Regions from separate parts of the Homo sapiens genome. Here regions 2 and 3 are each linked to region 1. Evidence: chromatin contacts called from ENCODE Hi-C or POLR2A ChIA-PET data. All regions are on one chromosome and are shown on one strand. Each heading gives the region's core, a stretch centred on a gene start or an enhancer-like site at or near the end of the contact. The rest is flanking DNA. Distances are from core to core; before and after follow the strand shown.

What was found. A loop is a pair of places that touch in the nucleus more often than their neighbours do. ChIA-PET counts read pairs that join two places held with the same protein, here RNA polymerase II (POLR2A). Pooled maps may share reads with other maps.
Region 2: a loop to region 1 is called in a pooled map, with 8 times the contacts of the local background. The contact joins the promoter of KIF2A here to the enhancer-like site in region 1. A Hi-C loop is called at or near these places in 5 of 50 pooled maps.
Region 3: a pooled map shows a loop between it and region 1 (6-fold over the local background). The contact joins two enhancer-like sites. A Hi-C loop is called at or near these places in 2 of 37 single-sample maps with no recorded cell type and 7 of 50 pooled maps. POLR2A ChIA-PET finds 5 or more read pairs at or near these places in 1 of 52 experiments (activated T-cell).

Annotation. Positions count from the first base shown.
Region 1 is chr5:65,033,546-65,038,406 of GRCh38, reverse strand. No RefSeq gene overlaps it. Among named protein-coding and RNA genes, the nearest start is that of CWC27, 270 kb to the right of the region's middle. RefSeq lists enhancers at 251-545, 2,377-2,893 and a silencer at 2,767-2,816. Within about 2 kb of position 2,611, at least 41 of the 41 ENCODE cell types and tissues checked have a DNase peak (open chromatin) inside an H3K27ac peak, as active enhancers do.
Region 2 is chr5:62,303,567-62,308,427 of GRCh38, reverse strand. It overlaps KIF2A (kinesin family member 2A), which reads right to left and starts at 2,222. Exons shown (of 21, transcript NM_001098511.3): 1 at 1,892-2,222. The coding sequence starts at 1,955. RefSeq lists a silencer at 1,489-2,518.
Region 3 is chr5:67,205,132-67,209,992 of GRCh38, reverse strand. No RefSeq gene overlaps it. Among named protein-coding and RNA genes, the nearest start is that of CD180, 11 kb to the right of the region's middle. RefSeq lists an enhancer at 2,644-3,843. Within about 2 kb of position 2,897, at least 13 of the 41 ENCODE cell types and tissues checked have a DNase peak (open chromatin) inside an H3K27ac peak, as active enhancers do.

The sequences.
Region 1 (4,861 bases), core at 1,362-3,861:
AGAACATAGCAGGGTCAGCAAGTGTCTAGAGAATGTTGTGACTTGGAGAAGGGATGCTGGGAGCCCAAGCCTGGAGGAACTGATCTCACCGGTTATGATGAGAATGGAGCTAGCTTCTTCCCAATCCTATGTGAACTGGATGGCTAGAAGGGAACCTTCCTCCAGTAATGGAAACAGTGAGAATCCTTGGGTACTAAACAAAGGAGTAGATTTGGAGATCTAGGAGCTAGTGGGTTTGTGGCTGGCAGCCAGGTCTGGAGTGTTGCTTTCAGGATGCCGGGTTTTCTCTACTCTTTGAGCAAATCTCACCCTATGGAGACACAGTCACCTGCATTCTAGGTGGAGACCACAGAGGTGAGGAAGTGGGTTAGAGGGAGGATGACAGCCATACCGTCAGTAGAGGGAGCTGTTCTGGGAAGGAGACAGGGAGACAGGAACCTCTTCCGCCTTAAGAGGGAAAAGAAAGCCACCACAGCCATTCTCACCCTTTTGAAGTTAAATCACTGCTTCACTGCCAGTTCTCAGGTGGCTCAAGAATGGACGGCTACTTTGCAAAGCACGTGCCAATTACACAAAATTGCCTACTTTGTCATGCGAATTTAAACCAAGCAGAGAATGCCTCTTGATCAATCTGGCTTTTCTTACAGATACTCAGCATGGAGAAAACTGGCTTGGTTGGAGACAGAGTTTGTGTCACACTTTTTCTCATAAAGGGAAAGTTGCTCCAGACCAAGCAACAAGGGAGATGTCAAAAGCTGGCTGTTCCAGCTTCTCCCTTGAGTTACAGATCGTCACACAACTCTGAGCACAGGAAGGACCTACAGTGTTCTTAGAAGCAGTAGAGTTGCATGCCCTTTACTAACCAGGCTAACCAATGCAAGAGTGTGTAAGACCTTCTAGGCAAAAGGCCCTGGGAGGCTGAGTTTATTCTCAAACCACCAGCCTTTCTCCCACCATCACGTTCAGTTACCAAAACATACTTACTTTTTTTTTCCTGTAACCTCATTTTAGAAGTGAACAGCTTTCAGTTAAAGTGATTTGCAGGGGATAAATAGAAGTAGGCTCATGCCAGACCTCACAGAGAAGTTCTAGATGGGCCCAGCATGGTGGCTCATGCCTGTAATCCCGGCACTTTTGGAGGTTGAGGCGGGCAGCTTGCCTGGGGTCAGCAGGAGTTCAAGACCAGCCTGGGCAACATGGTGAAACCCCATCTCTACAAGAAGCATAAAAAAATTAGCCGGGCGTGGTGGTGTGTGCCTGTAGTCCAAGGTACTTGGGGGCTGAGGCGGGAGGATTTCTTGAGCATAGGAGGTCAAGGCTACAGTGAGCCCAGATCGCCACTGCATTCCAGCCTGGGTGACAGAGCAAGACCCCATCTTAAAAAAGAGAGAGGGAGAAGATCTGGATGGTTCATGTCCTCTGCTTATCCTGGATATCTAGAATCTTACGGAAACCTTATATTACCCTTTCATGAAGTGGGAAAAGGACTTTAGAGAAGGGGGACAGATTAGAAGGCAGAAAATGCACTAAATAGTGTGACTCTCTCTTCATTTAGGCCCAGTTCTTTCTCCTGTACTTCTCTAGTTTTTTAGTAAAAGAAACAAGGAGACTGGAGCTTGGACTAACAGAATTAGCATGTTCAACATCAGTGTTCCAAAAATCATCAGCCATTTATCTTCATGGGGAGTTTTTCCTTTAGGCGCCAGCTGACTTTCTTTTCTTTGGCCCCTCTTTCTCATTCTGCCTTCTGCCACCAGCCTCCATCTCCACTGCAAAACTCTCCACGTCCCATTCAGGTCAGGGCCTTCCTTCACAGGCACAAAAGCTCATCCTGCAAATAATCAGCTTCTGCCCAGGTTCTCTATCATTAGCAATATAGAAAAGAGCAGAAGCTTTCAAGTTTTGCTCACAATTTGACATATATTTGATCAAATTTTTAGTTTGGGCTTGTATGCTCCACCAACCATCAAACCCTGGCAAATGTAAGTAAGGGTGAAGGGATGGTCTACCTCATACACTAGTAAAAACTGAGAACATCTTAGATGCTCATAAACGGAAATAGTGTTTAAGTACTTGATGATACCTCTACTAAAGGAGTAGATCTTTATGATCTTTAAAGCAATGTTTGAAAAAAGCACAAAAAAGTTTCTGCCACAATATAAGTGAAAAAGGTAGGCTACAAAATGATATAACATGACTAAATGACGTTAAAAACCTGAAGATCTGCTGCAAAGAAAGGGGGTTGTGGGGGGAGACAGGAAGGAAATGCATCAACGTTAACAGAGGTTGAGTCTAGAGGGTGGGGCTTTGGGTGATTACTTTTTTCTTCGTAATTTTCCACCCTTTAAAAGAGCATGTCCTACTTTTATAATTACGGAAAAAAGAAAGAAAACCTTGAGCTTTTGCATTTAACCAGTCCGCAAAAGCAATAAACAAGACGCGCTGTGGCCAGGGAACCCAGCGTTCGAGGGGCCGGCAGCGCGATCTGGCTGTCGCCTGTGGGCGGGGCGCAGTCCCCGGGACAGCCTCCCGGACCCGGGCCCCCAGGCTGCCCGCAACCCTCAAAAAGGAGCCTGTTTTATCTCTGAGCAGAGATGACGTCACCCTAAGGAAACCAGAAAGTGCTGATTAATCATGAAGTCAGAACTAATCCCTGAAAAGAAGTCGGGTAGGGGCGAGGCGCGAGAGTGCCCCAGACGAGATTGCAACCTCAGACGCCGCGACCGGGCTGGGGTCTCGCCCGTCACGCCCAGCCGGGACGCCGGTGCGCCCCGCCCCCACCTCGCGTCTCCCCGCTTCCCGCTTCCAGCTTCCCCCGCGTACTCCCAGCCTCCCGCCTCCCGCCGCCACTAGGTTTCTCCGGCCAGCGGCCTGGGTGGCGCATGCGCAGCGGCGGGATGGCCGGGCCCGCTCCAGACCCTGGCAGTCCACAAGCTCCCAGTCGCCTGCCGTGGTCCCTCCCCGACAGGTTCTTATTGTACCGCGCAGTGGTCGCGCACCGACTAGCTGTGCTTTTAAAGATGATTATCACTATGGCGGTGAGACAGTAGTTTGGCCGAGACCTGTTCCAGTACCCGAGCCAAAAAGGGTGAAGTAGATCCAGGACCGTCACTGGAAGCCACTTCGAGAGAGAGGCCATGCTTCTTAAAGTATGGGTTTCACAGCCGCCAGTTTTTTGGAGGTCTATAGTCACATGTTATTCACAATCTTATTTTTATTACAGTCGGTTAAAAAGGATTTCATCCATTGCTAGAACACTGCAATCCTCAGCTTCGGGGGTAACCAGAAGGCTCTCTGCGCCCGCTGCTGGGAGGTGGCGGGGCCCCGGGTCCAGAGCCAGGCTGGAGGCGGGCGCGCCCCACCGCCCCTGTGATGAGAGACAGCAGGAAAACTGGGCGTCCGGCAGCCCTGGGGCAGAACAGGTTGCTTGTCCCTGGGGAGCCCTCTAAGGGATAAAGGACCTTGGATGCGATCAGTCTTTCTTTGCGGAAAGCCCTCACACCTGTCCTGAGAGATAATTTGCATAAAAGCTGTTTGTGCCCTGGAGGAGAAAAGAAAGTGATTAAAAGAAGGTGGGGAGAGGGGTGGTCTGAGATGTCAGTAAGGATATTGGGCTGTGAAATACGTTGGTCTTATAAGTGGCTCTGCAATATCTTCTAAGAAGAATCCTCTGTGAGGCCAGCCTCTTGTTTTTAGGCTGGTCAAGCAGAAAAGAAGAATGGAAGCCCATTCACTGAGAAGCCACTGGGCCCCCAGGGACACCTCCATCTTGCCTTCACAGCATTTGCTCTTGCAACAGGTTCTTAGATTAATTTGGCCTCGTGGTCAGTCTTGAAGCAGCTCCCACATGTGCCCTGGCAGCTCAGCGCCCAGCTGTCCCGTCCTGTGTTTGTCTAGTTGATTAGGCAAGTGTTAACCAGTGAACCACAGAGGCCCATGGTCCAGTGGGCAGGGTGTAAGAAAGTACCTGGAACACAGAGATGGACGGAGATAGAGCTGGAGTTTGGGCCAGGTGGGCAGCACCGGCACCTCTCAACAATACCTACAAACATATTGCTCTGCTCATTTGTTTTAATCACATCAAGGCTTGTCACAATCTTTCTGTTTTCTTTTCCCTTAGAAAACAAACGTCTCACTAGGGTTGCTTCATGAAGTTCACCAGTACAGTAAGTGCTACAGCACGTTAGATTGCCTTGGCAGGGAGAAGGGCCTTTTATCTGCTTTGGATCACTGTTGGAGTCTCAGGCCTTTAAATCTTTTGAACTCACATCCATTGTTCCACACTAGCTGCTACTGATTCTACAACCCCTGTTCTCGCTTGATTATATTTCTTTGGATGAAATATGATATCTTTAATGTTTTTTGGGATCAAGGGTCTGAGTGTGGGGAGAAGAGGCTCCTAAGCCACAATCAGCAGCTTGATTCCCTATCACCTGTTTGGAGCTCATGGTAACCAGAGTCAACAACTAACAGGATTTAGGAGAAACAGCAGCAGGTTTATGTAGCTCAGAAAGATAGTCCAGTTCCAAGACATGGGAGGAATAGATAGGGATATTTGGTAGCTGCTCAAATCAGAGCTTCTCAAACTGGCATTCATCATCAGAATTACCCAGGAAACTTTAAAAAATATCGAGTCCCAGAGTTGGGAGTGGGACAGACATCTGTGTTTTTCGAAGTTTTTGAGTGATTCTAACATCAGCCAGAGCAGGGCCTCTGGCTTATGGCTTGGACCACCTCAAATCAGCAGCAGCACCCAGCTTAGGTGACGCAGCATACGTGGGGTTGGGGTTGCTTTTAGAACTGTAGAAGACTGATCCCTGGGGAGCCCTCTGAGGGATCAAGCTAAGAGCTTCCCAGGTTT
Region 2 (4,861 bases), core at 973-3,472, 2.7 Mb after region 1:
AAGGTGGTGATTTCCTCTCCCTTGGGTGTATACCAGGGACAGGTGTTGCTGTGCACCCAGAATCTTCAAAATAATATGTAAATCCTACTTTTGCTGGTATACTGTGAACTCGTATTTACCTAAAAAAATGACATTAACAGCACTCTTTCAAGAAAGTAATCTGAAGAGAAAATATAAAAGAAACCTCAACCCAAGTAAAGAAGGTATCTCTTTCCCATTAGTGTTATTGGTAATTTCTAAAGCTCTAAGCGGTATAATTTATCTTTTCATATACAGGATAACGATGGTTTCAGTTGTTACCACAAATTACTTCAAATATAACGGAGGAAAAAATCATTAGCTATATAGGGTCTTCCAATATATCATACACACAACATGAAAATCAATCTAGCTTCACGTAACTTGGTCAAACCTGGCAGAATCCAAGGGGCACGTGGACGTGACAGCCAAGTTACTACTGACTAGGCTAGGCTAAAGGTTAATAAATAAGGCACTCATAAAAGGAATCGAGGCCAGGCGCGATGGCTCACGCCTGTAATCCCAGCACATTGGGAGGCCGAGGCAGGTGGATCACTTGAGGTCAGGAGTTCGAGACCAGCCTTGTCAACATGGTGAAACCCCGTCTCTACTAAAAATACAAAAAATTAGCTGGGTGTGGTGACAACGCCTGTAATCCCAGCTACTCAGGAGGCTGAGGCACAAGAATAGCTTCAACACGGGAGGCGGAGGTTGCAGTGGGCCGAGATCGCACCACTGCACTCCAGCCTGGGTGAAAATCCGTCTCAAAAAAAAAAAAAAAGGAATCGGTATGAGAGATGGAGTCAGGAACACTGCTCAACTCGAGATTATCACACATCTCTCGTTCTTTCAATATTGGTACCGAAAGAAAATAATTTTACTTATCTCCCTCCGTGCATTTATTCCTTTACAATATGAATTATTTCCAGTCTGGCTGGCGTATCTCACTCCACACCCCAAGCTAGTGTCATAAACCATTTTCCCCAAGAGAAACCTAGAGAAAGATACATAAGCCTAAGGCTCTTAAAAAAAAAAATGAAGCATGTGTCTTCACCTCGCCTTACACTTTTCTCAGTTACCTCTCCCGAGGGTGTGAAAATATCAACATCCGGTCGCCCACCCCCACTCTCTCAGCAGTGCCTCGCATTGACTCTGCCCATCCCCTATCATTCCCTTTACAGTCTCATCACCTTGGAGAAGCCCATCGAATATTTCTTCCCATTGCTCCCCCACCCTTATTCATGGCTCAGCGCGATATTCTCCACATTTTTCTCCCAAGAAGTGGCAAAAAAGAAAGCAGCATGGTCGACGACGAAACCGGGGAGGCCTGACAACCAGACGGCAGTTTAAGGCGACGGAACTGGCTCTTTCCCCCCATCTCGGCCTCCGACCAGCAGTCGGTTCTCTAAATGTGAAATCGCTGGTCTTCCCGCTCCCCCACCCCCATCCCCATCCCCGTCAGAGGCCAAGCCGGTAAAATGCAAAGACCAAGGGGAAGCGCGAGGCAGGGTCATCCCTAACGAAGCCCGCTCCCTCCCGGGCTGGTGTCCCCGGGGGGGGGCTGGAGATTGCGGGAGGAGGAGCGAGCGGCCCTCGCCCAGAGACCCCCGGAGACGCGACCCTCGACACCCGGGCCCTTTCCCCACCCGGCTTCCCTCCCCCGCGGCCCGATCCGGAGAACTGCAGCAGCGCCCGGGCGGACCCCAAGCCGGCCTCACTGGCACACACGCCACACACAAAAGCGCCGCGGCCGCCGCCTTCCCACCCCCACAGCCCGGCGAAGCAATCAATGAGGCGGCCGGCGCCCGCGTCCCCTCCGTGCACACCCGAACACGGGGCCGAGCGGGCCAGCGGGGCTGGCAGCGCGGCTCACCATCGCTGCGCTTGATCTCCACGTAAATCCCGATCTGGATCTTGCCGAAGTTGGCCGTTGCCATCACCTCATCTGGAGCAGCAGCAGCGGGCCGAGGGAGGGGGACCGGAGGGCGGAAAAGGCGGGGAGGGGGCGGGGTAGGTGTGGGAGGGGGAGCGGTTGCCCGCGGCCGCGCCGGCCCGGGCGACAGCGTGAACGCAAGCGGGGCCGCAAGGAGCAGCTGTGGGGAAGCAGGCGGAGGCCCCGGGCCTGCAGGCCGGCAGGAGGACGCGCACGCCGGGTAGTCGGGGTGAAGCTAGGGCCGGGGCCGTGAGACGGCGCGGGGTAGAGTGGGAGGGCCCGCACCGCCCGCCGGGGAGCCGACGCTGGGGAGGCGGGGCGCCGCGCGCCTGCGCAGAGCGCGCCTCCGGCGTCTCTTCTTCCTTTTCGGCTGGCCTCTCCCCGCTGCCTCCAGGCGGCCCCGCCCAGCTCTGCAGCGGGGTGGGCGGCGGCCGCGGCTTACCCAGCCGCTGGAGCGTTGAGCGCTCGGCCCGGCCCACAGCTAGCCGGCGTCGCGTTTGATTTCAGCGCGCGGCCTAGAAGACGCGGGAAGCGTCGCGCCGAGCTTTCTTGCCCTCTCGCTTCCGGGAATTGGCGCTGTTGCCGGAATGGGTTAAAGGCCACGTGGTTTCAGGGGCTTTCTAGCGGGCTGAGGGATGTGAATTCAAGGGCCCTCCGTTGACAGTACGGGATCCGGGTTTTCATCGGAAGGTGGCACCCCCTATTTCCACTTACAGGTAGCTGACCCAAGCAGCCCTCCCAAGCACACTTGGTGTAGGTTTCCCATCCAGTTACGCTGGAAGGGAAGAAACACCCTTGAGGTGTCACCTACCCTAAATCGAAATGAAGATCCACCCCTTTACAGTCTTGCCTTATAGTTTATCACACTCAGAAAGAAGCTCTGTGGTGGGGCGTCCTTAACTGTTCAGGTTATGAGGCATCCGATGCTGGTGCCCTGTTTCTGCTGAGGGTTCAAGACTTACTTGCCTTGGCCTGTAAAGCCAACAACTGTGACTCAAGGGAAGAAGGCAGACACATAAGGTTGACTAGGGAATGTGTCTTTTTGCAATAATTTAATTAGTCTGACCACATCAGCAATGTGGAAAGCAAGACTCTCCATCCTGGCAGAGCAGGAAGGCCACGTGTACCGGGGCCCTGGAAACTGTATTTATAGCACCGTGTGAAAACCTCCAAACGTCTAACTCCTGCTTGTAGTACTGGCAATTGATAGGTTGGAAACAACACTTTTCATGGCCTACTTTCCCTAGTCATTGTTTTTTGTTGTTGTTGTTTTGTTTTGTTTGTTTTTGAGGGGGAGTCTTGCTCTGTCGCTCAGGCTGGAGTGCAGTGGCGCGATCTCCGCTCACTGCAATCTCTGCCTCCTGTGTTCAAGCGATTCTCACGCCTCAGCCTTCCGAGTAGGTGGGATTACAGGCCCGCGCCACCACGCCTGGCTAATTTTTGTATTTTTAGTAGAGACGGGGTTTCACCATGTTGGCCAGGCTGGTCTCAAACTCCTGACCTCAGGTAATCCACCCGCCTCCACCACCCAGAGTGCTGAGATTACAGGCATGAGCCACTGCGCCCGGCCTTCCCTAGTCATTGATAATCTCCCTGTAACAATAACTACAAATATACAATTTAAAATTTTAAAATTGGAAACTGGATATATACATCAATGCTTATGTGGATATATGTGTGCCTAGAGTTTTCTATCTAATGTAAGTAATCATGTAGGTCCTTAAAAAACTGTTAAAAGACTGGCTTCATCTGTAGCTTGAACATATTGAAGGTATACCTGTCAAAAGAACAATTCTATTGAATCCATTCTAAAGTGCATATAATTTCTATGGAAAAAAAACCACACTGGATAGACAATGTGGAAAATAACTTCTTTTACATTCCAGAAATGACACACTTGAGTACCCCGGTTTCAAGTGAAATTTGACCAAATCAGGGTTTAGTTTTTATTTTTTCTATAATTTTGGGAGTTTTATCTGAACTCTTCAAGCTCCTGTCTAGAATTCATTTTCTGATGTCTCTGCAACTGAGGTATAAAACATCTATTTATATTTTATTTATACTTTATAAAGAATGCAAAGAAATCAAGCTATACAGCTCAAAGTTAACATTGTTTCATAAAATATTATTATTATTATTATTAGAGACGAAGTCTAACTCTGTCGTGCCTAGGCTAGAGTGCAGTGGCATGATCTCAGCTCACTGCCACCTCCACCTCCCAGGTTCAAGTTATTCTCCTGCCTCAGCCTCCCAAGTAGTTGGGACTACAGGCGTGTGCCACTACGCCCAGCTAATTTTTTGTATTTTTAAAATAGAGACGAGGTTTCACCGTGTTAGCCAGGATGGTCTCGATCTCCTGACCTCATGATCCTCCCGCCTCAGCCTCCCAAAGTGTTGAGATTACGTGAGCCAACACGTCCAGCCAATAAAATATTATTTTGTATCGTGGTTGCTGACACATACCTTACACTCTGTGGTTTATATGGTTAATCTTAACCTTTAATCCATATAAAAGGTATTTTTAAAATATGTACATTGTTTTGCTCCATAAAAATGTATGACATAACACTTAACAAACACAAAACCTTTCCTTTATAAGACATACCCAAAAGGCTTACTTTTTTTGGTACACATCAGCATATGTATTTACCAAGACTTTCATTATGGGCTTTGTATGCTAGTGGCTTCCTAAAGAGCAGCCATAAATACATGCAATGTGGCTATGTTTCCATCAACATCCTGGATCAAATATTCTAACTCTGGCTGAGACATTAACAAGATATATAATCCTAACTAGAACTACTACTAATAAGATCCTGAATTAGTAACTACTAATTAATCACTAAGATATATACCCTACTAAGAACTACTGTTTTTATTAGGATTATATAGTCTGCACTCAGACATTTG
Region 3 (4,861 bases), core at 1,648-4,147, 2.2 Mb before region 1:
CATGTGCTGAACATGTATGGAAGAAGGGGGAGGCTAAGGGGTGAAGAAACGTAAAGATGACACAGTTCATCCTGAGAGTGGAAAAGGGAAGATGCCCCATCTGGAGAACTATGGCAAGAATGCCGGGCAGACTGGGAGTTTATAGCCATGCCATCCGGCCATTCATTCCCCTGACAGTTGTCAGACAGATACCAAACTAGGGGATGGGGCTCAAACATAAGAAAGACATTGTCCCTGACCTCACAGATTTCGCAGTTCAATGGAGGAGGGACACATATTAACAAACAGAAGATTCAGGTGCTACAATTGAGTCACACAAGAGAAATTGGGAACTCTAACCCTTGGGGAGACAGAAGCCATCTCCTCGGCACATAGGATGCTCCTGAGACGTGCTCCTTAATCTCCAAGCACCTTACTGTTGTGGGAAAACAAAGGGAGATACAGCTCAGTCCATATCCTCCAGGGATCGCTAACGCAGCCCCAAAACAGTTATGACACATCAGCAGCACCGTGCCACATGGGGCCTCCAAGCAGGAGAAAGTCTGGAAGGGCGGCAAGACTGAGGTCAACACGAATTTTCAGGTGGTAATCTTCAAGTGACATTCAGAAAGTGGTCACTAGGTGGCAGGGTTAACATTTGCAAAATAACTCCTGCCACTGCCTACCGTGTAGGAATGAACCTGACAACACTCCATGCCAAAAACCCAAGCTTCCAGGCCTGCCTGCAGTTTGCTGTGCCGAGGTAGCCAGCAAGAAGAGTAATCAGTCAATGATGATTTCAGGTGGCTGTTTAATCTGAACTCACTAGCCCGTGTTTTTTTGGTTTCATTTCTCTCCAGTTCATATGTGCCTCTTGAGCACTTGAAATGTAGACTGAGAAACTGAATATTGAATTTTATTTCATTTTAACTTGTTTAAACATTAAACATTATTACTCGATTCAGTGGTTGAAAAACTCTTAAGTGTGCCTGGAACAACTTGGTTATGTCAATCTAGTTTTTTGGCTATGAATTTTATGAAATCTAAATACGGATCAAATATTTCCAATGAAAATATAGGGCCAAAATTGAGATGTGCTGGAAATGTAAAACAAGCCCTGGATTTTGAAGACATAGTATAAAGTTAGAAGGTGAACATCTCATTAATATTTCACATCAGTTACATTGATTTTATATGATTGCAATAATATTTTGATATATTGAGTTAAATAAAATATATTCCTGAAATTAATTAATTTTTCACTTTGGGGCAGGGAGGACTGCCATGTCATTTATTAAGAGAAAGCAAAATGAAGCAAGGAGCTGCTCTGGGAACACACAGGGTGATGGCACAAGAACACAATAGCTAGTGTGTCCCACAGTCCCGGAGGCCCCTGCCCGCTTCCTCCACCAGGGCCTGCCCAGGGTCTCAGGGTGGCCTCCCTACCCTGCTTCCCTCCAGACCCCTTCCATCCCCTTGGAAGGGCATCCTCCCTCCTTACAGGGCCAGGTATTTTTCTCTGGATTTAACCAGACAACGACATTTTATTTTCTGTTCATCTCCTCCAACCACCCAACTCCCACCTCCTCCCACTTCTCTTCCCTGCCTCCCTTTTGACTGAAGAATCCCTGCTCCCTTGGTCTTCCAGTGAGGCCGCAGTGACTAAAGGGGACCCCTTCCCATCCACTCATCCCCACCCTGGTCCAGTTTCCCAGACCCCGATGCAGTTGGTTGTAAATTCTTCCAGGAGCTGTTTTCTGTCTCCTTTTTGGGAATTTTTTTAAAGTAAAAAACTTAAAACAGAAGTTTAAAAAGCAAAATGTGGAAGAAGAAAGCAATGACAGATTTGTTTCGTGGTTTTTTTTTTCTTTCTAAGGTGGGCTACTAGAAAACTTACAGTTGCATATGTGGCTCCCATTTCTACTGGGCAGTGCTGCTCAGAAGGATGTGCAGGGTTCGCCCAGGCAAGGAGACCCATGTTTAAGGAGATGACAGAGGCTGGGAGAGCACTGCCTAAGAGAAAGCCTAGGGGACGAGGCTGGGATGGGGTCACAGAGCATCGGGCTGGCACTCTCCCACCTCGCTCTGCCCTTGACTCCGACTATGACTAAATGGACATTTTTCATGGGCAAGGAAGGAGACAGGATTAAAAGTTTTCTTCAAAGCATTGGGCAAAACTGGTTGTTTTGGTGGGTTTTTTTTCCCTTCTTCGGGCTTCCCTGATGCCTTCTTTCTCTTGTTTGATCTCTGGGGCCAGACTCCCTAGGTTCAAGCCCCAACCCATCCATACAGTGAATGACCTTGGGCAATTTACTTAGCTTCCTTGTGTTTCTTTGCCTAGAAAAGACTACTCAGAGTCTAGGCATAGGATTACATTAGTTTGCATCTCTAAAATACTTAGAACAGTACCTGGCAATAGTAAGCACTATGTGCTAGATACTCATTTCTCAGACAAGAGGGGGATAAAAGGTAAATTTTAATGAGCTTTCTTATGAAAATGGTAAATGCTTCATATTCTATTAATTTAAAAAACATCAGCAACCTTCCAAATTCAATTCTGCTGATGAAAGTATATGTATTTTTTTTTAAAAGATGACAATCCAAAAAAAAAAAAGGTGCATCTATTTGGGAAGTGTGGGCCATGGCCAGGCTATTTTCTTGTTAGAATTCTGGATTGGGAGCAGGCCATCTCCTGCCCTGGAAAACAACCAGCTCTTCAAGAATCCAGCTCCACTGCACCCACACAGAGCTTGAGGCCTGGGGATAGCAGGTGCCTTAACCGCTTGTCATAGGTCTGAATTGCAATGGAGCTCAGTCATTTCCCGTATCAGCACACCATTTTGACTTCACATTTTGACCTCTCCAGAAACTAGCAAACCGCAGTGCCCCACCCAGCTGTACAGGTTTCTCTGAAAAACCACAGCCTAGGCTATCTCCAAATCAATTCTGAGAGTAGTTTTGTCATGACTGACTCACTTGAAGCAAACATTTTTTGTCATTTGTTCAGTTTCTTTATTGACTCTTGACTATTTAATGTGCATGTTTCAAAGTTACAAGTCAGCCTCGCTTTATACAGCCAAGATATGTGTAGTTAAATTTTTAAAAATCAAGTCATCAAAAAACTTGCACCACGTTTGTTACAGTTGAAAGAAATTCTACAAGGAACTCTAGTCTGTGAGCACAGTCACAAATAATATGAGTCCTTTGATAAATTAATGTTTATCAGTTCTACAAATTAAAAGTGTTATGGTAGATTTGTTTAAAGCAAATTAAACTATATTTAGAAGGTGGGAACAGAAATTTTACAATTTCCTCTTTTTACTTCTTTTTTTGTTTGTTTGTTCATTAATTATAGACTGCAACAGGAACTACAGTAGTTATGTTCCAACGAGAAAAACTATGCTAGAATTTGAAACTAGAATGTTAGAATATCACCATACTTGGCCATTGCTGATGGCATCTCTCTGTAAGGACTTTTTCGCTACCTTGATGTCTGTTTATGGCTGGTCTGATCATGGTATATGCTTATTCTGCCATATAAACTGGATTTTTTCTCTGGTTGAAAACCCAAGACACACCAGTTCTTAGCTTCTTATTTTCTTCTCCATAGGCTCCATATCTTGCATCTCATTTGGGGAAAAAGTCAAAAAGCTAGATTTGCCCTACCTCAGAGGTGAACTGCCTACCACATTGGCCAATGTCAGGGCTGTGGGGCATGTCACATCTCAGGGGGCTGGAGCCCACCACTCCCTGACTTACCTCCTACAAACACATCCCACGGTGCCTCAGCTGGACACTAGGTCCCAGACCCTGAACTGGAAGAAGCTCAGAGCCGGGATCTCAGGCAGGTTTCCTCTTTGATGGTGCTGGCTGCTGAGATGATCAGGCATCTGAGCAACCCCAAGGACTCAGATGAGTGGGCCCCAACGAGACACTGAGGGAAGAAAACAAATGGGTGCTACCTGGGCCTTCCACAGACCAAGAAAGATGATGATCCCACAGAAACAAAGTTCTGGTGAATGAGGAACAAATGGGAAGGTATGACAATGAAAAGCCACAGCTTAAAGTGAGGTTCAACAATAAAAACGAATATAAAAATCTGAGGGGATGAAAGCTTAAAGAGGCCCAATTAAAGCAAGAACTGAATGCTGACCAAACTGGCCTTACAGGAAAAAGACTTTCAGAAAGAAAATGCAATCGAAGTGAAATGAACGACAGGCAAAGAAACAAATGCAACCTATAAAAATCAAAGAAAAATAATGAAGATGTGTTTTCCTGAGCACGGAGGTCACAGGGATTGAGCAAGGTTTTGACCAACTCCCCATCAATCTCCACATAATAAAGTGATAGATTTCTGCGACTGGGGCTGGTTTGGTTTTGTTCTTAAGTCAGAAATTATAGTTGTTTCCAGATCTTAGGCTAGAATCGAAAACTTGGGAAACACTCGGTATTTTTTATTATTTTGAAATTAAAACTCCCAAATGTAAATTGCCCCAAACTAGCAAATCTCAAAAACCTAAAAATCTTACATATGTTCCAGCCATGCAGGAGCTGAAAGAGAACTATTTACAATAGTTTTGATCAGTGTTATTTATAAAATGGAAATCTCACGAGTCTACTTAGAGCAAGTAGCACTTTTCTCTGGGGAAGTTATTGGGGAAAAGCAAAGCATTTTAGTCCCAGCTATACCAAATTTGGTGGCTTTGGGCACTTATTGGAAGGATCCAAACTCTGCTTTAAAATAGAAACACGTATGTGAGACTCAAGTCATCTCTAGAAAGATGTTTAGAAAATATGTGCAAATGTTCAGATATTGCCACAATAAAAACCCTCTGCCGAATCTTAACCATTTACTTCTAGTTCCCAAGCTCGTCCCCGAGCC